5 separate regions of the Mus musculus genome follow, and regions 1, 2, 3 and 4 are each linked to region 5. The links are chromatin loops, found by intact Hi-C in ENCODE. Cell type or tissue: left cerebral cortex. All regions are shown on one strand.

Evidence for each region. Peaks named below come from ENCODE experiments on the same cell type or tissue, not always from the same donor. Only the 100,000 strongest peaks of a DNase experiment are listed, where the experiment ranks them.
Region 1: it touches region 5 in a loop (5-fold over the local background); 8 of 42 quality-filtered maps call a loop at or near these places.
Region 2: a loop joins it to region 5, with 2.2 times the contacts of the local background. A loop is called at or near these places in 3 of 42 quality-filtered maps.
Region 3: a loop joins it to region 5, with 9 times the contacts of the local background. A loop is called at or near these places in 3 of 42 quality-filtered maps.
Region 4: it touches region 5 in a loop (2.4-fold over the local background); 3 of 42 quality-filtered maps call a loop at or near these places.

Annotation. Positions count from the first base shown.
Region 1 is chr6:139,872,628-139,877,627 of GRCm38, forward strand. It overlaps Pik3c2g (phosphatidylinositol-4-phosphate 3-kinase catalytic subunit type 2 gamma), which reads left to right. Exons shown (of 34, transcript NM_207683.3): 26 at 2,676-2,832. Among named protein-coding and RNA genes, the nearest start is that of Plcz1, 170 kb to the right of the region's middle. In left cerebral cortex, a CTCF peak has its summit at 2,011 (motif pointing right); DNase peaks (open chromatin) are centred at 2,012 and 2,305.
Region 2 is chr6:140,298,220-140,303,219 of GRCm38, forward strand. No RefSeq gene overlaps it. Among named protein-coding and RNA genes, the nearest start is that of Gm38917, 15 kb to the left of the region's middle. In left cerebral cortex, no CTCF peak of the experiment used is centred here; a DNase peak (open chromatin) is centred at 2,403.
Region 3 is chr6:140,149,999-140,154,998 of GRCm38, forward strand. No RefSeq gene overlaps it. Among named protein-coding and RNA genes, the nearest start is that of Gm30056, 51 kb to the left of the region's middle. In left cerebral cortex, no CTCF peak of the experiment used is centred here; DNase peaks (open chromatin) are centred at 2,679, 2,911 and 3,236.
Region 4 is chr6:140,280,231-140,285,230 of GRCm38, forward strand. Gm38917 (a long non-coding RNA gene) reads right to left here. Exons shown (of 3, transcript XR_869559.1): 2 at 4,977-5,000. Among named protein-coding and RNA genes, the nearest start is that of Gm38917, 3.0 kb to the right of the region's middle. In left cerebral cortex, no CTCF peak of the experiment used is centred here; no DNase peak of the experiment used is centred here.
Region 5 is chr6:140,422,961-140,427,960 of GRCm38, forward strand. Plekha5 (pleckstrin homology domain containing, family A member 5) reads left to right here and starts at 1,139. Exons shown (of 31, transcript NM_144920.3): 1 at 1,139-1,296; 2 at 1,417-1,496; 3 at 3,538-3,595. The coding sequence starts at 1,205. In left cerebral cortex, CTCF peaks have their summits at 1,483, 2,067, 4,693 and 4,893; DNase peaks (open chromatin) are centred at 242, 884, 1,178, 1,839 and 3 more places; H3K4me3 peaks cover 3,206 bases; H3K27ac peaks cover 2,227 bases.

The DNA of each region.
Region 1 (5,000 bases), 550 kb before region 5:
TGATTATAGAAGTCTAAGATATTTCTAAAACTTTCCTAAAATTTGGGGTCTAAGGTTCTTTTCTTTTACTGTAATAAAATACAGGACCAAGAGAAACTTAAAGAAATAATAAGGGTTTGCTATGGCTCCGGAGGGATAGAATCCTTTATTCCCGAAAGGTGTGACGGGCTCACAGAGCAGGAAGCTGACTGATCACATCTATATACACTCGAAGCAGAGACAGAGAGAGTAAAACGTGGGGTGGTGCGTTGATCTCTCAAGGCCCAAGCCCAGAACTGTATTCCCTCCATCCACCCGGGCTCCACTTCCTAAAGGTTCTCCAAACAGCGTCACAAACTGGGGACCACATACTTAAACCGTGAGCCTACGGGGCCACAATTATTCTTCAAAGGACCACAATTAGCAATAGTGAAAACCGCAACCGTACATGATCTAACAAATATATAATGAAATAAAAGGCCCATGTAAAGACCCACACACCCAAGCAGTTTATGGTGATGAAGGCCAGGATTAAAATAAATGCTAACTTAAAAAGTAGAAATTGATGCCATTTTTGAGTGAGAAGACAGAAGGCGCCTTAGTTGTGAGAAGGCTCAGCTCGGCGAACACTCGTGGCCGTTTGAAGACTCACGGTAATACACAACAATGACATCTAAAATGTATCCAGTGCTTGCCATGTAGTAAGTACTTTCCTGTCCTCTAAGCTATGAGATCCTCTCAGCAATATCAATGAGCAACCGTTTCCAGCCCATTTGATAAAGAATGAAATTTCAGAATGGAGCTGGTAAGTCTCTCACCAAGGGCAAGATCTAGTGATACACAAAACCCAGACTTGAAATCTGAATCGCGGGGCCTCTGGCCCAGGCTCTGTGCTTTGAGCCTCCCCAAGCCACAGAACCCCCTGAAGTGCACAATGCGCTCTGTGGGCCTGACTCGGGCAGCTTTTCCAAGCTGGCTCTCTCATGAAGTCTAGCAGCTGAGTGTCTGGCACACATTTTAAACATGAGAAAATGAAGTCACAGCGCGTTCAAGATTAGACCCTGTGCTTTTATCTCGTGTTTCCAACATCTCTTCTCCCAGCCTTGCTGAAGCATAGCCCACAAAGTGTATCACGGGATGAGTGGGAAACCCAGCAAGGCCAATAGCAAAACCAGTGATCAAAGTTTGAGGCATCGGAGCTGGCGCCCGAGAGCTTCTGCTTGGTGTGGAACGCAACAGAGTTTATTGAATACGTTACTGTGCAAAGAAATCAAAGCCAAGGGAATGCTTTTTGTTATTCTGACCACTTTTGATAATAAGCATGTATTGTAACATATAAATTTTATTATTTCACTTTGGGACAGGACCCCACCTCTGAGACCAGGCTTACCTGGAAGTCAACATGTAGTCTAGGCTGGTCTCAAACTCATAGTCTGTGTAGCCACTGATATGCTGGGATTTGCTGGTGTGAACCACAGTGCCCAGCTTTAAATTAACATTTTAAAACAACCACACCCAAACACTGTTTTAGAAACTGCTTGGCTGGTAGCTAGAATCTACTTCTTCAAGTGTGCTTGCATGGCTTTTCCATTTGAGTCCCATACTTCAGAAAGGTCTAGTTAAGTCATATCAGTGGGAATTCTAGCTTGACAATGTTTTTATTAAAACAGCAAAGCCTTGTACCAGCAAGGAACACTATTCTATTCTAAAGGCTCCCTGAACTACCTCTCAATTTCTCCAGTTGTGATTTGATATAACCTTATGTGAACCCAGGCTGTCAAATTTAAAACATGTCATTCTATTTTAACCACAAACTGTGTCCAAATCTAGATGCTGCTAGAAGAATCTAGGTCAGGTTGGTGCAAAATCGCCCTCACTGATCTATATGCTGAAACCTCATCAGATAGAGATGTGCCTGCCCCTCCCCCTACCTGCTTCGCTTCTCCTTGAGTGGCTAAGGCTTCATCTCAGGATTAGCATGTCTAATAATTTTGGAGATGGAACCTGCTTTTCCATCCTTGGGACTCCAGGGGGCAGTGTGACTTATGAGAAAACAAGGTTAGCACTGTCCTGGTGTGCTCAGCATTTTTTTCACTGAGTCATATGTGAAATGAATTATAGCTACTTTCTAAAACTCCCTGTTCACTACACATATGACAGGGAATTGGTTACATCTGTTGCTGTTGTTTCACAAATTATCTTCTGAAAGAGATTGGCATTAAAATATCTTAACTTTTATCCAAATTCTCTTCCTAAGGAGTCACCCTTCAGAGGGAAAGAAAAGAGCTTTTAAGGCTATTTTTTAAGAACTCAAGTTCTGTTTTATCACCTCCCAGTGTGTCAGTAAATATACTGCCAGTGAGGACTTGGCAGAACTCTTACTGTACTGTTCATTGGAGCCTATCTTCTTTTAGTAGATACACTGTGTCCAAACGTAGTTGGGAATTAAACATTTGACAGAGTGTAGAGGAACATTGTAGCACAACTTACCCTTTCTCCTCCCCAGACCAGTTATTCAAAGTCTTCAATTACTAAGTTTTTCCACTGATCTGCTGCAATAACCCACACTAGACTACCAAAAAACAAAACAAAAACAAACAAACAAACTCCAGTGGAAATAAGTTGCAGTGACTTTCTGCATTAACCCTCCAAACCATGTGACCTCCTCATGGTTGTTGCTATCTTTTTATTTATAGGGACAGAGCCCCTTTCATTTTTACTTCAGAGATGGAGTACTTTATTACTGAGGGTGGAAAAAACACACAGCATTTTCAAGACTTCGTGGAGCTTTGCTGCAGAGCTTACAACATCGTCAGGAAACACAGCCAGTTGATCCTGAGCCTTCTAGAGATGGTAAGTCCCTTGGAGAGTAGAAAGCTTCCATGGTGTCTCATCCAGCTGTCTACTTCTAATGGTTTGGAGTTCCCCCACCTCCATTTTAAAACAGTTTTTAACGCAGAAAGGAGTGAGCAAGCAAACATGTTTCTTGGCAACTTACAGTTAGTTCATAGTTTTCATCTTGGAAGTCACCAAACACAGAGTTACTAGTGCATTCAGAGGGGATCCCCATGCAGAGTGGATTAGGGCTCAGAAAAAAAAAGTCATTTTTAAACTAACTTCTTTGGCTGTATTGTCCCCATTTGACTTACATATGAAGTAAACTTCATAACATAGATGAGGCAGATTCATCCTGGCTCTTTTGTCTCAATATCTGCCTTTGAACACTTGAGCGCTATTCATTCATATTAAGAAATTCAGGGTCAAGAATACAAACTCTGGAGTTGGAGAGATGGCTCAGCGGTTTAAAAGCATAAACTTCTCTTGCACAGCACCCGAGTTCAGTTCCCAGCCCTCACACCCGGCAGCTCACAAGTCCAACAACTGCCTTTAACTTCAGCTCCAGGGATATGATGCACTTGTCTGTACTCCACAGGGACCTGCATGCAAATAGGCACAAAACCACATACACACACATGCACATTTACCTCACAACGAAATAAGTCTAAACATGTCACTGATGAGTTAGTGAGCAGACTGTAGATTGATGCGTTGAGTGTCATGCATTGGTTCTGCTGAGCTTTGGGTCCGGAAGGATTCAGTGTTTTCTCCCAATGTCCATAGCAAAGAGATGAGAAATAGTCATGTGGTAAAAGGAAAGAAGTGGCCAATAGAAATATCTTTTGGAAAATGATATAATGATTTCTTTAAGTGCATACATCCATTGTAACAATTACATCCATCCACAGGAGAGTAGCATACCACTAGTTTATCTATCTGTGTTTTTTGGAGTAAAAAATGGCTGGCTTAGAAACTTCAATTCTGCTAGTAGATGTTGAGGAGACAAATTTGGTGGTTGGATCTCCCTAATTTTGAATGCAGGCTTAGCATTTAAAGGTTAAATTTATACTTAACCTATGTACTGTTTCCATTTAAAATGAGGATAATAACTTTTACCTTATGGAATTGATGGATAAATTGCCTGATAATAAATGCATCATATGGACCAGGCATTATGCTAAGATATTAATAGATTAATTTTCATAACTCTAGCTGATAATTAACATAAAGGATTTATGATAGTATCTGCCATATAGTAGAGTTCAGTTAATTAATGTGATAATATAAGATAATTGTTAATTTACTTTAAATACTGTCAGGTTAGGAATATATTTCAGTTGGTAAAGTGCTGGCCCAGCACTGAAGACAATTGGCTGTGGTGCTACACACTTGTAATTCCAAAATGCAGAACCTGGGAGAAAGAGGCAGGAGGGTCAGAAGTACAAGGTCATCTTTGGTTACAAAGCAAGTTTAAAGCCAGCCTGGACTACATGAAATCTTGACTCAAAAATCAATCAACCAACCAATCAAAGCAATCAATTAAAAAATGAACTGACCATTACAAGATCACGCACTCACATGTAAAATTCAAATTAGTATTCATTAAAACTGAAGGGTCAATTTCTCAATTTTACTAATTACTTCATAATTCAGGGGGATTTTTTGTGTTCTTTTGGTTTGGTTTGGTTCAGTATTTTTTTTTTATTCTGTGATAGGAATTGAGCCTGCATCTCTCCTACTGAGTAACATCCCCAGGCATCAGGATCTCCAACTGTAGCCAGGAATTTTTCTTTATAGATCTTTGTTCTAGTTCCCAATTCTCTTTTTCTCTATTGCTTTTATGGGATGGCTTACAGCTCATAACAAGCTAATTCTATGACACAGAGAAAACTAACTCTACAAGCACTAAATCAAGGAAAATGACTTTATTTATATAATGAATTTCTAGGCACTATCAATTCTCATGTACTGTCAAACTCTGGCATGATCTAGTTGGACTCTCCCAAGATCTTACTCATGAGTCCATGAGCTCTCAAGAGCCTACTATGTGCTAGGAACTATTAATGAGAGGATAAAATATAAAACCTAGAGACTTAAAATTTTAAGTTGAAGAGTGATGATAAAATTTGTGCATATAAGTAACTGAGGATCCCAGCATTTGTAAGTGAAAATCATACTGTACT
Region 2 (5,000 bases), 120 kb before region 5:
AGTGTTCCAGGTAAAGTTGACTAAAGGGCAGCCATTGTTTCTGCACACAGCCCAGCATGGCTCCACCCGTCACAGTGAAAATGGAAAGGAGTCTGCTCTGGCCAGTTCTTGGGAGATTTTGCAGCCTTGTGGACATCGTAAGAAGGGTTTTTCTTGGAGAGAACGCCAGCCAACAGCCATCAGCTGTCGGTTCCCAAAGAGAGGGCTTAAATGGAAAAGCACTGAATACTCATGAGCACGTGTCAAGAACGGCTGGGAGTTCCAGCAGGGACGCAGGGAACTAGAAAAATGAAGCTATAGACCCTTGTGGCCCCATGTGTAATCAACACCAATGAAATGTGAAGATGTTTGGAACAGGCATAGTTTGCAAATTTTGACTCAAAGTTAACTTTTCCAGCGTGTGTGTGCGTGTGCGTGTGCGCGTGTGTGATTTGGGAATTGAGTCTCTCTTTCTACTATGTGGGCCCCGGGATCCTCAGGTTTGGCGGTGACTGCCTGTATGTACCCACTCGATTTTTTCAGCAGCTCAATGTGTGAACTGATTTCTGATCTCACATCTCATTCCTCCTTCCGTCTCAGGGACCCTGTCTTTTGTTGCCCACATCATTTTGATAGAAAGTGTCTATAATCTCCAAAATTACCTAGTAGATGCCATCGCTACCCATAGTTTTTTGGTTTTGTTTTTTGTTTGTTTGTTTTTGGGTTTTGGTTTTTGGTTTTTGGAGACAGGGTTTCTCTGTGTAGTCCTGGCTATCCTGGAACTCACTTTGTAGACCAGGCTGACCTCGAACTCAGAAATCTGCCTGCCTTTGTCTCCAGAGTGCTGGGATTAAAGGTGTGCACCACCACACCTGGCTAGCTACCTATAGTTTTACTAACAGGTATTTTGATAATGAGAGCAAGTTTCTGGCCAAATATGGAAATGCATGCAAATTTTTATTAATATGTGAGCATTAAAAATGCTTTACAACTCAGGAACTTGCTGAATTCAATCCTGCAGGCATTCAAACATCTTTCAAAAACTACAGCTGTACAAGCATTTCTCCTGATCTCCTTGGAACAAAAACAGAACCTGCCATTAAGGATAGACCTCGATCAGATGCAATCTTTGGCCTGAGGACTCCTCAAAGACTTTTGAGTTGATGGGCATCCAAATTCTTATTAAAATGTAATACGATGATGCAATGCTGGGTTTATGTTACATTTATAGAGATATCTACACACCATATCTAGTCAATAAACATACCTTAAATACCAAGTACCTTAGCCCACAAAAAACCTATATACAATATATATATATATAAAATTTCCTACCAATGCAGCAATGATAAAAAGTCCAGGCTTGGATAAAGATGATCAGGGTAAGTTAGGCCTGTCTGAAGTTTCTATTGATCTGATAAAAATTCCCTGGTAAAAGCAACCAAGTGGAGAAATCGTTTATTTAGCTCGCACCTCTAGATTATTGTCCATCATTGTGGGAGATCAGAATTAGGAGCTCTGAGGAAATAGCCTCATCACTTCCATAACCAGGAACAGAGAACAGTGAATGTCTGCCCAGCGGTACTCGGTCCCACTTCCCTGCTGTCACACAAGTCTGGATCCTGTCAACTCACAGTGAGCGGGGCTTCCCACTGCAGTTAATATGATGAAGATAATGTCCCACAGACACGCCCACAGGCCACCCTGCTCTAGACAATCCCTCACCGGGACTCTTTCCCCAGCTGCTTCTAGATTGTCAGTTGGCAATTAAAAGTAATCACTACAAGACAGGCAAAAGGCTCAGCTTCACCAGGGAAAAGATATGATTCCCCCAAGCCTGACCACCTCAGCTTGAGCCCCAAAACCTGTGACCGCCAAAAGCTCTTTGTTGTTGTTGTTGTTGTTTGAAATGCAGTCTCATTCAGTCGAAGCTAGCCTCAAATGCTTGGCCATAACAGACATAAAACAATGAGCAAAATTCTGACCCAAGTCAGAAAACTTCAATGAAACCAACGTATTTCTTGAGGTAAAATTTCCTGAAAATCCTTTCACGGCATGAGAAAGGGGAAGATTTCTTAGGCAAGACCCAGAGAGACGCACCCCTAGGAAAGAAAAGAGACACATAAATCAGATTTCAGCAACAACAAAAGCCATCCTTTTGCTACTTGAAAGATATTGTGAAGGGGAGAAAAGCAAGGTACAGATTGGTACCAATGCTTACAGAGCTTTACACTCAGAATACAGAAAGAATGTTTCCAGCACAAAATGAAGTCAACGAGCTTTTTTTTTAATGGACCAAATATTTAAATAAAGAATTCTTAAAAGAAAATGTTAAGCCCAGAGCTGGCCTGCCCTCTCAGGCAGATGCTCCTGGTTCTGCCTCTGTGGAAACAGTCTGGGTGCGGAAGGCAGAGAGCCAACTCTCAACATGCGAGGGCTGCATGGCCTGCACACCCTCCCCTGGGACTTGGCCAGGCTCCCGGGCGCCCTCTTGACCTGGTGTCCTGGCCATATCAGAGGCAGAACACAGCTTTCTCTTTAGTGCAGGCTTTAATTTCTAGGGATGGGAGTGGGGTGGGTAAAGAATAAGTTAAATAAGTTAATCACAGAGAGAGAAAGAGAGAGAGAGAGAGAGAGAGAGAGAGAGAGAGAGAGAGAGAGAGAGAAAGAGAAATGGGGGAGGGGATGATGGATGAGGGAGGGAGGCTGGGAGAGAGGGAGGCAGGATGCCAGCTCCGTACGATGGTCCATGCCTGTAATCCCAGCATTTGGGATGCCCAGGCAGGAGAATCTCCCAGTTCAAGGCCATCTAGAGTACATATAAAGACATTGTGTCAAAGAAAGAAAGCAGGGGGAGAGAAGAGGGAAGGGGAATCTACTGAAAAGTATTTTGTTCAAAAATGTCATAATGAGATCTGATCCTGTGAACTCTAATGCAAAAACTTTAAACGAAAGATTACTAAGTAATTAAATTTAATTTTAAAAGGGGGGGGCGAATGCCTACCAAAGAGCTTTTGGAAAGACTACTCATATCACTGGCAAGTAGAGAAGTGAAGATGCCTCTGATCCAAAGACAAGCCTTCTCCTAACATATAACACTTTCCACCCTGGGATGGATGACCCAGCAAGAAGACCCTCCACACACACACAACCTCCCTTGATCTTGAGGTTCCGGCCTCTGGAGCCACAACAGACCCCTGTTCTTTATAAATCACACCAGCTCAGGTATTCTGTCATAGCAGAACAAAGTGAACTAAGACAGTCATTTTCTTTTCTTTTTTTAACCCTAATCACTCTCAGGAGGAGCTCTAGAAGATTCCATAGGTTTTAATCTCCCTGAACCTTTATCTAAGAAGTATGACTAATACTATGTACTTAGCTGTTCTGGGAAGAGAACTGTTTTAAATAATTCATATGGACCACTTAGGACAATGATTGGCTCATATTAAGAATAATAACATAAACCCAGGTGCTACTGGGAAGGTTAAAGGTAACATTGGCACTGCTGTCCATTAAGTTTCCCTGAGAAGAAAAAACTCTGAGAGAGCAATTAAGAAAGACATGAATTATTCGGGAAGCATTCCACGTAAGAAATGGCAGACAAACCACAGAGCTAGGCTGGGGGTGGTGGCGCACGCCTTTAATCCCAGCAATTGGGAGGCAGAGGCAGGCGGATTTCTGAGTTCAAGGCCAGCCTGGTCTACAAAGTGAGTTGCAGGACAGCCAGGGCTACACAGAGAAACCCTGTCTCGAAAAACACAACAAAACAAAACAAAAAAACACAGAGGTAAACTGATTCAGATATACGCATTTTGGGGCCCCCATGAGGTATATATTCTCTCTATACTAGCTCTACCTAGTTAATAGTAATGAAAACCAACAAAGAGGCAAGAGAAGAAGTAGGAGGTAAGAAGCTTAGGAGTGCGTAGCCTGAGAACGAGCAGAACATGACTGCGTCAAAGAGAGACGTGAAACATAGAGGTCCGGGTCCTGAAAAGGCCATTCTGAAGACAATGCACAAAGGCAGACAGAAAGAGGCCACGACCTGAGACAGGGAAGTAAAGGTGCGATCTGTCACTGCCAGGCTAGAGGGGACAAGGCTTAGGACACACGAAGAGAAAACCGAAATGCCAGAGCTCCTATAGGAGAACATTTTCAAAAACTGGGACAGGGGCATGTCAATTTGTGGCCCAATTGCTGTCCCGGGATAGATCCAAATGTGGCCCACCATGGCTGAAAATGATGACGCTGGCACTCCTGATAGAAGCAAATAAAAAGGGGGGGGGGGAGGAAAAGAGGGAGGGGGGAAGGAGGGAGGGGAGAGGAAGGGAGGGGAGGGGAAGGGAGGGGAGGGGAGGTGTCACAATAGCTTCCAACCTTGACCTGGGAAATCAGGTTGCCCTCAGAGGCAAGGTCCACATGTACAATAGGTATAGAGTGAGTTCATGAAGGAAAAGGCCACAGAGATGATTAGTTTAAAATGAAGACAGGGTCTAGGAAGATGGCTCCATCACGTCAGTAAGACGCTCACTACCCAAGCATGAGGTTGTGAGTTTGATGCTCTAATTCCAGCACTGATCTGAGACAGGAGCATCCTGGAGACTTGCTAAAGGTTTAAAGGACAGCACATCACTCACACCTTCTCTTCCTGCTACTAGGGCCATTGGGAAGATGCAGGGCAGCATAAATCCATCGTCCCCATGTCACTAGGACACCACAAGGAGTAAGCCTCCTTTTTCACTTGCATGGGGAACACCACCCCAAGAAGCAAGCTCTTTATGCTTTGAGATCATTAAACTTGGGTCGTGTTTGTTACTGTCAGAATCTTAGCCTGCCGTAAGTAGGGGGCTATCAAAGCATGGTGGCACAGGGGTATGGTCCCAGAATAGATCAAGGAATTCAGAGTCATCCTTGAACATATAAAGATGATATGATAGCTGTCTCCCGTAAGTAAATAAGTAAAGCAAAGATGACCGACCATGCCTTTTCTCAGGAGTTCTGATTAGGGACGTGACATCTAT
Region 3 (5,000 bases), 270 kb before region 5:
TAGACAAATAGAAGATAGATAAACTGACAAATGATAAATAGATAGACACAGATAGACAGATGGTAGACAGGCAAACATGATAGAAAGACTGACAGACGATAGATAGATAGATAGATAGATAGATAGATAGATAGATAGATAGATATCATTTGGGTTAATAATTTTTCAAATATATTTATATGTGTATGAATTTAGATTATAAATTCACATGTAACTCTGAAAAATGGATCTTCTTCTGATATCTATCAATCATTCATATACATCTTCCTGCATATAAATTTGATTTTAATTTTTTGACTTGAATTATCCAGACACATAATTTCAACCCAAGTTAAGCTTAGGGCATAAATAAAGCAGGCGTTTACTGCTTGTCTGACCTGTATTCGTTCAAGGCCATGAAGTAACTGACCCATCACAAGGATGACAGTCTCTTTTTTCAACTTTCAACCAGCAGGATGATGTGTAAAAAAAAAAAAAATCATTGTATTTATGAACTAAAGCAGTGGTCTTCCTTTTTAAGATGCATTTTTATCTGTGGGGGTGGGTGTGTGGGTGTATGGGGAACAGGGGTGGGGTATGTGGGTATGGAGGGTTATGTGTGGCATGGGAGTGTGGGAAATAGGTCTGTGTGGGGTGGATGTGTGGGGAATAGAGGTATGGGGGGTCAGTGTACAGGGAATGAGTGTGGGGAGGTGGGGGATGGGGGAGGGCAGGGTCTTTTCCAGTTATGCAAATGGCACAGTATTTGTTAATACAATTTCTTATTCATCATCCATTGAACAGTACATGCTATAGGTACATATAATTTGATGGTTCATTTTCAAAAGTGCCTCAAGCCAGGGTAGGTCAAATACAGGTAAACTGAAAACACTCTAATGTCTGACTGTCCTCCCAACTCTGCTTAGCCCACCCTGCACCACACACATCCAAATCTTGCTCGTCTAGCTGCAGCACCCCCTAAACCAGAAGCTATGGTGGAAAATTACCAACAGCCAGGTTTGCCCAAAGTCCTTTACGACAAAGCTATGTCCTGAGAAGCTCTAAATACCAGGGTGTGACATATAGTACCAATCCGCACGTGCTTTCTGTTGACAAAAATCACACATATAAACACAGCAGAGAGAGGGGTAAGATGGGAAGGGCTACCCTCCCAATTACTCAGCCACAGGGGAAAGGAGGGAAGGGGCTTGTTGCTAGAGTCTGGAAACTGTTCTCCCAAACCAATCAAGAGACCAGCGATTCTAGGCTGACCTCAGTCTTTGCAAGGTCATAAACTATTATCAGGTTCAATACTCTGGGTTCTGATGTTCTCACTGTGAAGCGCTCTCATTTGTTTCATACAATGTGGGCATACTACACACTCACACACGCACTCACACACACACACACTCTCTCTCTCACACACACACACACTCTCTCACACACACACTCTCTCTTTCACACCCACTCTCTCTCTCTCTCTCTCTCTCTCTCTCTCTCACACACACACACACACACACACACACACACACACACTCACTCACACAGAGACATGGCCACACAAATCAGCAATATGTTCTAAGGGTGGGTTTGTCATTAGTCCTGGTCTAAGGTACCATATTTTCCTACTGAGCAACCATTTCTGTGAACATTAAATTTACTAAGCCTCAATTTCTCTTTGTAAAAGGGGGTGGGGGGTACTTCTACACCCAGAGCTAGTAATTATTAAGATGGATCTGAAATTAAGTGCAAATGACCTCCTTGTTCCTGATGCAAGTGAAGCCTTAGTTACATAGGAACTTCCATTGCTATCATTATTATTATTAAAACCTCAGCCTTTAAAAACTTTTTATTAAGGAGATTCAACGCTGATTACAAAGAATAACTTTTGTTATTCAAAAGAAGCTCTGCAACTTTAATCCTTCTCAGAATTTCTGATGTTTCAGTTGTCACCTAATATGCCCCAAAACCCAAAAAGATGATAAAATCACATCAATTTGTGTAACAGATAAAAGCTTAAAAGTACTAATTAGATAAAAGGCTGACATGACTTTTCTAGGTCGCTGGGTTGTAGTGAGTGGTCACTCGGCATTATTACTAATAACAGTAATAATTATTAAGCCCTTTAATGGCTCATAATTGTAAATGAATCTTCCACCAAAATGCCACATCTTTTTTAAAAATTCTTTTTGTAGATGAATCCGGTTTTTTGTTCACCATCAAGCACAGTCCATACCAGGGACTATCTGCTCCGGTAGTTCCCTGCAGACACTTGGCTGGCAGGTGATGGGCTGTGAAATGTTTCTATAGACCTTCAATGGAAACCGAGCTCCTTGCAGGGAGAGGCTGAGGGGACTCGAATTCAATCCAGAGGGGAAAAAAACGAGTCAATGAGATTTTATTAGCAGTATAAAATCTTATAAACGATTCATTTGCCTGAATGTATTGAAAAGGGTCTTTGGCTTTTTAAGACAACTTGAAAGGCAATCTGAGGACAAATCAGAAAGACGCATCTGACTCTCTTCCAAAAGGAAACATTATATCAGGCTGTAACAACGTAGGCTGCAGAGAAGGCCTATAAAGAAAACGTAATGTACTCAAGTCACTCTGGACGCTTTCCAGGCCCAGGTTACTGTGGTAATGATTCAGTCCTCATTTCTTTGTCTGACGCCAAATTGGAGATTCACTCAGTGTTCCTGTATTTTTTAAAACCAACCCACACTAACTCCTAGTTTCACTTTGCAAATGTTTCTGGTTCCATTTGCAATTCTTACTTGGGAGAGACAGTCTCTTAGCAAATTCTGGAGGCAGCTAGGTGCTTTGACAGAAAAATCAGAGCTTGCTTAACAAAGTAGGCAGATTCATCAGCATCCTGTTTTCAATGGCCAGCAGCATCCTTCAGTAACACCATACTTCCTCCTTTGATGACAGAAACTGCAAAAGGCAGCCATCATCAGCTGCCTACTCTGCCATTCCAAGCCTGGAGCCTTCCTGGGCGTCATAGTTTCAGACATGCGCAGTGTCTTCCTCCAGCTGCTTCAGACATAGCTCAACTATCTGTGAATTAGAGAAATCTTTTTTTAAAAAAATCTCCACCATCCTGGTCCAAGCTGTCAAAGCGATTGAAAAACAAAGGAGAGAAACGACAGCGTTTCAGAAGCTGGGGGCTCCAAAAAGGAGATGTAGGATTTAAAAGCTCTCCATCTGGAGTTCTGAAAATTCTGGTCTTAAAAGCAGCTCAATGAAATCCCCCTCACCCAGTGAACTTCGGAGAGGCCGGCTGCGGGGGAAGCAGAATGTCTCGGAGTTTAACATTTCCTGGAGAATATGAGGGTAGACACTAAATGTGTGGTGGCCATTCTTAGGCTCATCAATATTTATTAAAGCTACCTTGGTTATGAAGCAATGTTGGTTTTGATAGTCTGTTTGAAATGAAGGAGTGAAGTCTAGCACACGCTGTTCCCAGCACCAGATCCCTGGTGGCTTAGAAATCTTTCTTAAGTGATTCCATGGTCCTCATTACATTCAAATGGGGCTCTAAAGACCATCCATGTCTACTTACACTGTAGATATCACTATAAAGTGCCCTGAGTATAGGAGTAACTCACCGGAGACACACTTTCCCTCTCGACCTCTGGCTACTTATTGCCACGAGTGTGTCTTGGGTTGTGTTGTCCTTTGGATTTGTTTGTGTGTGTGAGATGCCAGGATCAGATGCAGGGTGTGGTTCATGCTCTGCCTCTGAGCTGCACCACAGCCCAGCCGTAGCAGATATTTAATAAAAACCTAACAAAGACCAAGCCTGCAGCACCCAGTCTCTGAGATTTAGAGGTAGATTGTAATGGTCTACTCCATGTTAACTTAACTCCATGTTAAGCTTAAGGCTGTTACTTCAAAATACAGAATCTTCTACTCTACAGGTGAAACAAAAAAAATTCTGTATAAATATCAGTTTTATAACTACATAGAAGTTTGGTTATATTTTCTGTGATCTTGGATTATTTTTTTTTACAAGAATGAAGAATTTATTTTTTGTACTTAAATGTCAAATTGAATAAGAATAATACTTGTGGATTTACCCTGCTTCAATTGATAGTCATAAAGACCTATTGCTGCTTATGAAGATCTCTACAAAACGCACATATAATACTTGTATTGTCCTATGGATATGATTTGAATATGAAATGTTCCCTGTAGGTTTATATGTTGTAAGCCTAGTTGCCGATGGTGGCATCATTTTGAGAGGTGATACAAACTTTAGAAGTAATACTTAGCTAAAAGCCATATGTGATTAAGGATAGGGGTGAACCTATAGGAGTATCTTGTCCCTGACCCCTTCTCATCTCCCTTTCCTCTGCTTCCTGGTTGACACAGTGTGAACCCTTCTGCTCTATCCACACCCCACACCCCACCCCACCCCACCCCACCCCCACACACATCACATTCCCCTTGATTGACAGACGCCTCCAAAACCTTGAGTCAAAACAGACTCTTGCTCCTTTAGGTAATTTCTGTCACACATTTTGTCACAGTGACAACAACTATAATTTGTTCATTTGTCTGGGATAGGAAGAACATTTGGATTGCTGTTTTGAGAATTTAAATCAAAAGTTAGTATCCTCTGATGCTGCGTACTCATCTTAGAGGCATTAATTAGAAAATATATAGAGAAGCATTGCGACTGTTCATGTCCGTGTCAGGCTCACAGAATCTAGACTCACCTGGGAGACACACACACACACACACACACACACACACATCACATCACATTCCCCTTGATTGACAGACGCCTCTAAAACCTTGAGTCAAAACAGACCTCTCCTCTGGGCAGGGCCATAGGAGATTATGTTGACTATAAGCTGCCTATACTATAGCTGCAGTCACCCATACAAATACACATATGCAGACATTAAAGGCAAGCGTCCACGTAGAGCATCCATATATGGCATTTGTCTTTCTAAGTTTCCCTTAATTACTGCTCCTCCTCCTCCTCTTCCTTCTCCTTCTATTCTTCTCCCTTC
Region 4 (5,000 bases), 140 kb before region 5:
TGGGTGGAGCTGATGGAATGGCTCAGCAGTTAAGAGTGAATACTACTCTTCCAGAGGACCCAAATTCATTTCTCACTAACCAGACCCAGTGGCTCACAGTCACCTACAACTCCAGCTCCAGGGGCTCAGATACCCTCTTCTGGACTGCAAGGGCACCTCTACTCAGGTGCACACACCCCTATCCACAGACACACGCATAGACACATAATTTTAAAATAATCATAATGAAATCTTAAAAATAAAATGAGGCTGGAGAGATGGCTCAGCAGTTAAGAACTCTAGCTGTTCTTCCAGAGGACCCAGGTTCAATTTCCAGCATCCACATGGTGGCTCACAACTGTTCCTAACTCAAGTTCAGAGGCTCTAGTGCTCTCTAGTGGTCTCCAGATATCAGGTACACATAGCATGCACAGATTTTCATGCATACAAACACCCCATGCACATAAAATAATAACAATCAATTCAAGAGCTGATAATCAGACTCCAATTATCTTGCTTCTCTTGTAACCAAATATTCATCAGGTACACATGTTCTTTTCCACGGAAATAAAATCTAGCCAGACACAAGCCCTGGCTTAAAAGATTTGCCAGCTATCCATATAGGAGAGGAGATTCTGAAGTCCATGAAACAGCAAAAGCAGCTTCCTTAATTCAAAGAGAAATTGGTTACAATGTAGCAAATCTGCCAGTCATAGTTCCCAGGACAAAGTGCAATGTGGGCTCAGTGTTTGTCCAGAAAAATGGTAAATCATCAACCACACCTGGCCCCGCTTCTTCCAGGATGTTGTAATGACAGTTAGACAGTGGCTGGGCCGTGGCTCTAGTTATAAGAGCAGCTTATGTGGATGCCACACTCCGGAGAACTCCAGACACTTTTCATCGGGTAAACAACTCCTTCATCAGGCTTTAATCTAAACTCCCAGCTTCTCAAAGCTGCTGTGGACAAAGCCAGAGCTGGGTTGCAGCTCCGGAGGGAGAGGGCTGGCCCAGCATCCGGAGGCCCTTGGCTCTGTTCCCATTAACTGGGTGTGTTGGTACACACCTGGAATCCCAGTTCTGGGGCGGTGGAGGAAGAAAGATTGGGAGTTCAAGGCCAGTCCTTAGGCTATGTGTCAAATTCTAGGCCAGGTTGGGATGTGTGAGACCTGTGTGCTAATGGGGGTGAGGTGAGGGTGGGGAGGGAGGGAGGGTGCAGTGGGAGTGGGGGAGGGGCGGGGAGGGGTGGAGCGATGTGAGGGCAGGGATCAAGTGAGAATGGGGTGGAGCAGGAGCCACTGGAAGCTCTCCTCACTTATGAAAGGAAGCAAATTACTCCCTAATGTATTTTACCTGCACATTTTACTTGGTTTTACTTTCAAGGCCAAAAGAGCCCACAGGCTTGCAACTCAGTGATAAACCAGCCTTAAAGTCACAGAACAATCCACCCTTGACTGCATTAAACAACTGGAATCAGGCAATAAGCCCATTCATTTGCACTCATTACTTCAGAATTAACGTGCCTCGGTGGAATACAGGTATACGAGGCGCGCTACCCCGCCACTCAGAAGCGAATTCTAGGAAAACTAAAAAGACAAAAAGCCTTTGTATTTCCACTAAGAAATACTGTTCCAAGACAGGCAGGGCCTTCGAATATCATCCTCCTTTGGCCGAATTTCATTTTAGTCCCAATTAACTCATAATTACATTAGACATTAGAGAGTAAGACTTCAAAACATCTGCCAGCTTTAAAGGCACTGCATTTAGAAAGCCCTCGGCATGACCCCGCCCCTTGACCAGACTATTTATAGTCCAGTGAAATTAAGTTAGGTTCACGGTGCCTGACTGCCCAGTAGATTATTAGTTTGCAAATGCGTTCATTAAGTGGCAAGATTCATTTGGGGGTACAAAGCCTTCTGCTTCATCTTTACAGGACGGTCCGCTGGGTGGATTTAAAAATAAAATCAGTCGGCAAATAGCATAGCTCAGAGGAAAAGCTTCCTGTTTTGTGGCCATCGAGTGTCAGGCCCACTGTGAAAGCTAGGCTTGCTTGATTCTTTTGAAAGAGCATTGAAGTGCCCACGATGTGGATGGCTCCAAGGTCCCCTAACTGGGGACACTGCTGTGAATTTGGAGTGCTGCTTGCCTTCTGCCTGGGAGGAACAGTTGGGGCAGTCACAAAAGAAGAAAGCTCTTGTCAGAATCGCACAAAAACTGAAAGCTGATGTCAACACATCCGTTCTCGCGCACAGCTGTGTGTTTGGTATTCCCAGTTCTGGACCGGATGGATGGATGCTGCCAGGAGGGATGTCAGGTCTGCTGCGGTCTGGATCAGATAGATGCAGTTTGAAGTTTGAGCTTTCTTCCTAAGAATTTTCTTCTAGGCACTTAACCCAGCAAACGCTATTTAAAAAAAAAAATCAATTAACTATCTGTTTCTGTTTCCCCTTTGAAAGTATTGTACCATTTTATTTGAAGCGCTATGGGGAATTTCAGGGCACCTTCAGCTCTTCTGATTAGGACAAATATGTAAAGAAGTTATTTGAGATGGTGCGGTTATCAAACTGTCTAATCCAGTCAGTATGAAGAACAAGGAGGAGCTGGCGCGACATCTTGGCTGTTACAAGCACTTGCTGCTCAGTCAGAAGCCAGAGTCTTGTTCCCAGCACCCAAAGGGCTGGCTCACAACCTCCTGTAACTGCAGCTCGGAGAACCTGACACCCTCTCCTGGCCTCAACAGGCACTGTAGTGTGTCATACACTCATGCCTATGGATAAACATAAATTAAAAATAACGATAATCAATATTTTAAGTGTAACTTTTCCGATAGAAACAGAGAAAAAAGATATTCATCTTCTGGATGCAATTGTGTTTAACCCCCAAAACTTCACCCTTTGTTCTAAAAATACTTTCTGCCACTATTCTCATTCCATTAAAAGATTGCATGCGCCCTTTTAGACACTGCTCCCTGAATAACCTGCCTTGACCTTTCCCCTCAGGGCTTAGAGTTAATGAATATTTCCCCATTGTTTCCCTTCACAAACCTCTCAGACTTGTTAAAAAGGGCCCTCAGATGTAGTCTTGCTGCCCTCAGAGCCCCACATTCGGGGAGAACTGCATCAAAAGCATCAACATGACAGAAAAATTGGCCATTATTATTTTAAAAATTCCAAGTATGGGATTACAGATATACACCACTGTATCTAGCTTATTTGGTTGTTTGGTTTGGTTTTGAGACAAAGTCTCTCATTCTGAAGACCAAAAAGGCTGGGACTCACTATAGAGTCCAGCTGGCCTCCATCAAATTCATGGTAGTCCTCCCGCCTCAGCCTCTCAATTGCTAGACTTATATACAATATAGAGCACCATGGCTGTTCATCGTAGAGTTTGGGTTTCTTTGTTGGTTCATTTATTTGTCTGAATCTTTTATTGAATGCACCGTGGAGTTTTCCAGACTCTATTTAAAACATCTGCCAGGTAGCTGGTCCTCTCTGTGAGCTCTTATTGTCTGATTTTAGAAGTAAGTCAAGATCTGTCCCTGTGACCATCCCAGGCTCTTCTGTGAAAGGACAATAGTTTCTAGAGAAGTCCAGCTTTCAACGTCCAAGTTTAACGAGCAACAAGTTTTCACTTCCCATAGAAGCTTGAGGCTCTTTAAGAAGACGTGTGTGCACCCAGGCAAAGCTCAACAGATAAGAGCAAGGCGTTAATGAAGGCAAAGGTATCTATTTAACCCCCACATGGGCCCATTAACTTCATTTAGACAAAACCACCATCCTGAAGATGCACGTTAAACTTCTAAACCCAGCCGGCCGCATAGAAAGCACACCAGTCAGCTCGTGGGATGCTAAGAGGGGTGTAGGTGACTCAGGAAACGCCACCACTACTTCCTTGAGAGAAGGGAATTGGGGGGGGGGGATTAGTGAGTGACTTATTCCAAGATAAATATCTCACATGTACAGAGTGCCGAGCAAGGTTCTAAGATAATGACGGACAGCAAGAAAACCAAGGTAAGGAAGGCCATTTACAGCCCGGCATTGGATTTCAGGAGCTGATCTCTGGCGAAGGAATAGAACCTACAATTAAGGTTGAGGCATGTCAAAAAGAAGCTATAATAGAAGTAGGGGTAATTAGTAGGTGCGCGATACGCCATGATAAGCTTTATGGGATTGAGAAAACAGACCATATTACAAACTTTTCTCCTTGCTGTGACCAAATACCTGATGGGGTGGCTATGTTGGCTACAGTGTGAGGGGATTAGAGACCATCAGGGTGGGTGGGAACACAGAGCCATAGGAGCATGGGGTAGTGCTCACCTTGCTGCCATAGTTAGGAAGCAGGCAATAGATAGGAAAAGGGGGTAAATTATAAGATAAGACCTGACCCAGAAACTTACTTCCCCAAGTGAGGCTCTCTCCACCTCGTGGAAGTTTCACAGTCTTCTAAAACAGTGGCCCTCAACCTGAGCTGAGAGCCCTCTGAGAGTCAAATGACCCTTTCACGGGGTTGCCTAGAACCAAGAGAAACACGGATACCTACCTTTTAACTCAGCAGTAGCAAGATTACAGTTATTAAGCAGCAACTCAACCTAATTTTACGATTGGGAATCATCAGATCATGAAGGACTGTATTAGAGAGTCACAACGTTAGGAAGGTGAGAGCCACTGCGCTCGAACATCACCAGCAACTGGGAACCAAATATTCAAACACAGACCTACGGGGACGTTTCACATTCAAGCTATTACATACCAAAAAAAAAAAAAAAAAAAAAAAAAGACAGAACTCACATTTTAGCTGATGTGATCAAAAATGATTTTAAGGGGGAAAGTGAGATTTAGTCAGAAAGTTAGAGGGGAAAGAGAAAAAAAAACTCAAAATATAGATCAAACTAAATAATACAAAACTTGACTATTAAGTAAAAAAAAACTCATTTAATCTTTAAAAATGGTTATTATAAATTTTTAAATGAAGCAGTGATTTGAATTTTAAATGAAGCCTACCGTAGCACGGATGACAGGAGATGT
Region 5 (5,000 bases):
GATGAATGAGAGAATGCCTCAGAAGCATCCAAACTGGTCAGGGAAAAAAAAAAAAAAGGTGCTTCGAGAATGCCAAGTTGTACTGTTATTATTGAACTGTGTTTCCTCTGGGATGAGTCATTTGCTGCAAAGCCATGGAGACAATTCCAAGAGTGATGATGAAGGACCAGGGGCAGTAAGGAGCAAGCATAGCGCTCTTTACTGGTGCAAGGGAGGTCTTACTAGCAGTGAACCCTTCCTTTGTTCAAAGGACAAGGGGGCCGGGGGTGCCAAGGCATTAAAAATACTATACAGCAACGTATTCATTCGAGTAGACTCTTGGAAATCTATAGGCGATTTGAATTCAGACTTTGCCATTTTTCACCATAACCCTGGGCACAATCACCTTTGTTCCTTTACGTTTCTTTGCCCCTCTCAGTGAAACGGAGACAATCATAGTTCGAAGGGATTTAAATGTCCACCACCCCAAGGACTCCGTAAAGTTAAGTTGCCCTTGTAATAAATGAGAGAGATTGGGAGCCTAGAAATTCACGTTGATAATCAAGTGCATCTTTTTTAAGAAAGGAAAAGGCAAGTTTTTATTTTCTAAACTATTATATGGCTCAGAAGCTTAGAAAGGAAAAAAAAAAAACCACCAGTAACAAAAAGACCTTAAGTCTGAATCAGTCCCATTTCAGTGGTCCGAGCTCACTCGCGGACCCTCCTTTATTTGGCACGCCACACACCAGAAAAGCCTTTCCCAAAAGCAGTTTTCCATTTCAACGCCCGGCGTCTCCCAGAGAAGCCCCGGGCTAGGCAGGCAGTAGCTGATTCAAAACCTCACAGGTTCGGAGCCCAGCCCTCCGGGCGGGCGCCGGCGGGACCCGACCCCGGAACCTTCGCGCGGCGCGGGCGGGGCACGGGGGAGGGCTTTGGCGGGGGCGCGGCGCCGCTTCGCCCAGCCTCCGAGCGAGCGAGCGAGCGAGCGCAGCGCGGGCCGGCGGCCGGCCGCGGAGGATGCCGAGGGGCGGCGACGCAGGCCGGACTCAGCCGGGGCGGCGGGGAGGGCGCCGCCCGAGGGGGTAGGGCGGCCGCGGGGGCGCGCTCGGGCCGGGCCGCGCGCCCTGCGCTCCTTTCGCTCGCTCGCTCGCTCGCTCGCTCGCGCCCTCCTTCCTCAGCGGCGGCGGCAGCACAAGGCGGCGGCGGCGGCGGCCGGGGAGCAGACATGGCGGCCGACCTGAACCTGGAGTGGATCTGCTCGCTGCCGCGCTCCTGGACGTACGGGATCACTAGGGGCGGCCGCGTCTTCTTCATCAAGTGAGCGGGCGGGGGAGGCGCCGCCGGGCGGCTGGGGGGAGCGGTGGGAGCGAGCGGGCCGGGGGCCCCCGTGGGTCGCCCCTCGCGCCGCTCAGCGCCTGTCCCTTCTCTTCCCTGCAGCGAGGAGGCCAAGAGCACCACCTGGCTACACCCGGTCACCGGCGAGGCCGTGGTCACCGGGCACCGGCGGCAGAGCACAGGTAGGGCCGGCCGGGGCTGCGGCTCCGGGCCACCTGGCGGGGTTGGAGGGGCTCCGGGCTCCGCGCGACTGAGTCCCGGGGCGCCTATTCTTCTCCGCCTTTTCATCAGCGCTTGGAGACGGCGCCCTCTTCCTGGCGCCCTGGTCCCCATCCTTTCCCGGACGCCCCCCGAGGATGGGCGACGCCCCTCTACCCCGGATCGCCCCCGTCTCCGCCTCCAGCACCCTTTAGGAAGTCCTCACCCGCTCCCCTTTGCTCCCCGCATCCCAGCACCCCTGCGGTGAGACGGTCCCGCATCCTCGCCCTGCTCCCCAGAGAACTGCTTTCTGCCAAGCAGCTTCCTCCTCCACCACCTCCTACTTCTCCTAAGTGGGACTGTGGGTAGGTGACTGATGGAAGAGTTAGGGGTGCTGCGGTGCCCCCCCACCATGTGATCCAAACACCGGTGAGTCCCCTCCTGCTACCCGAGTAGCCGCTGGAGTTAGGACGCTGGAGCGGGCGCCGCAGCCAGTGATCCCGGCTCAAAAGTCCCCGGTAGCCGCAGCCAAGCTCCACGTACCACCAGCAGGCGGTGGGCGAGCCAGGGCGGTCCCGCGTGGGGGGCCTTCGGGCCCCAGTTCCACGAGGAAATGCATCTCGGGTTGCTTTGATAGCTTTCTTGAATGTTTAGCATGAGTTGAGCTGGAGGAGGGCTTGTGGTGGTTTCAGTGCTGGTCTGGCTTTCTTTTGTCATTCTTTGTTTACATTCACCCAACTTGTTTGCCTGAAACGTAACGTGAGTTCTCATACTGGCCCGCCTCTATTCCGGGTGACTGCAAAGGCTTGAGAACAGTTGGGTCGAAGGTGAGGCCCAGTTCTGTCTCTCCCTCTGGGTACTTTTCTCGCCAGCTCCGAGGTTCTGAGGATCTCCTATTAAAGTTGCCAGAAGGGTGAACAAACCTGCCTTTTCTGCTAAACGCTGGAGTTCAGTGAAGTGACTAATAATGTGTCCAAATTTGCACAAGTGTGGAGGAGGAAAGGGAAGGCTGCTGTAGCAGGCATGATGAGGTTACATTTTTAGGGCATTTCTGACTAATAAACCGTCATGTTTCCTAACTCTCTGCACTCTTTAGCTTCAGCCTGTTTACTGTACGCATTTGCAACTTTGATAGCCTCGTTACCCTTGTGGATATGGGCACGTTTATTTCATGGAAGACAATATAGGGTTAAAAGAATTTAGCCCAAATGTTTTATGGCATTATCTCAGGCCTATTTTGATTACGTATGACACGAATGTCTTCGAATTACCCTCACAGATTAAAAAATAGCAGTCACATGCCGGAAATATTTTATTCTATGATGTGATTTCGCATTTATCTATTTATTTATTCTTGTTTGATTTACTTTGCTTGGGCTCCCGTTCTGTGCACACATGTGTGCCTTTTCATTCTGGAGATGCTGTGATTAAATCCAAAGCTCTTGTCATCATAAGTGGCACATAAGTGGCCTGTGGCACATAAGTGGCACATAAAGATGCAGTCGCTCACTTGAAACCCCACCTCTCTTCAGGTCAAGTGTGTTGAAACTCGTGTGTAAGGATTCAGTCAGTTTTCCACTAATTGAAGGCTTGCGTTCCTTTCATGGTAGAAGAAACCTAAATGGATTCGAATTGAAAAATAGGGTTTTGAATAAACAAGATATACCTAAAAAGGCAAAATGCTGCCCATTTGGGGTTTGTGCAGTCAGTGATGGGTGTTTTACCAGGGCTCGAAGACTTTGCCTTTGGGATATCACAGCTGATCCTTTCCCACCCTGACCACTGTTAAAGGGAATAATTATGTTAGGTCATCTCAAATATTGCTGGAACTTTCCTGGTGGCTTTAAATTTGAATTGTCATCTTCCAAATTCCAAATAATGTTATATTGATTGACTAATGATCTTGCCAGCCAAGACTTTGGATCGACACATACTTAAATGAACATGGTGAAGACAGATAAGATGGGTTTAAGCTTATTTTGCAGTCTCACTGAAGTAATACTAATTGTAACATATGTTTTTTAGATTTGCCCACTGGCTGGGAAGAAGCATATACGTTCGAAGGTGCAAGATACTATATAAAGTGAGTGAATTTTGATTGCTTCCCTTGGTAATTCAAATGTTGTAATGAACCTGAAGTTGGATACTTCTGAGTCTATACACAATTCTATCTTAAAGTGTGTTGTACAGTGTTAATTGTATCCTTTATATGGTTATGAAATTTTGAGGGAGAGGGTAGCCTCATTCATTATCTTGTTATTTGCCTGGGTATTCATGGATCCACACATTGCAAATTAGGTCACTTTTCGCCATATTAGTTTGCTTGATGTTTCAGTATGTTTCTTTGGTGGGATATTGTAAAGTCTTCTGACTTTAGCTCTGCAGTACTTACAAGTTTTGTCTTTTGATTATCTGTGGTAAGAGAACTCCTGTATACACACACACAAAATATCAGTACTATGTGACTATTCCTCCTTCAGAGTGAGTCCAGCTTAGATGGCAGGTGGCAGCCTGAGTTGTTAATAAGTCGCAGGCCTGATGGAAAGCGGGCAGGGTCAGAGGAAAAGTGGAACCCAGGAAACTCAGGACACCACACACCTGTGATGGCGCTTGCTTGTTACTCTGCCTTAGAGTCTTTAAAATATCCCGACATTGTGTCTTACTAATACTTGCTTGGGTGAGGCTTTGAAGAGAGCTTGAGAGCAAAGATGGCTGACTAATCTGTGAAAACCAGTTCTGTGTGCTCCAGAGTTGGTTGTCATTCACCTTAGAGTTAGTAGTACTCCCCAGAAGGGTGCTCGTGCTAGAGGGGAGCATTGCCCAGGGAAGAGGTCATGCTACCCTGGGAAAATAAGTTGGCTTGTCTTTGTTTCAAGTTAAAAACTATGTGTAAAAGAGCTTTGCTTTTGTTCTTATATAAACATTTTTGGCTAATTTTAAGTGACCGAGTCTTGAAAGAGAATACTTAAGAACAGGATTTGGTAACAAGTTTAATAGTTTATTAGTGGTCACAAATTCGAAGTTTAAAGACACATTAGGCCCAGTCAATTTATTTTTACCAAGTGGTGTTTTTAAAGATCACAGCATATTTTCATTAAATTATACTTACTTGAATGGCTTTTTAGTTTCTGTAGAAAGATGCTTTATGTAAAATGCCAAGGTATATTTATAGGTGCAGTTCCTTTTGAATGCCACAGCAGGAAAAGCAGAAGTGAGACGTAAGGTTTGAGCATCTTCATGAGTGTGGTCCTTCTGGATTAGCTATTCATCTTGACTAAGGGTTTTGTCTGACGATCAAGCCATATATTCTTAGATGACCTAAAAAAAAGGGGGGGGGATTCCAGTGAAAGAAAACCATCAAGTATTTTCCTAGCAATTGTTTTCGTTCTGAATTGAAATGAGCTTGTGTTGCCACAAAGACATAATGCTGATGTTATAAATGAAGGCAGGATGTTTTAGTCTTTGTGAGACAGTTTCACTGTGTTCCT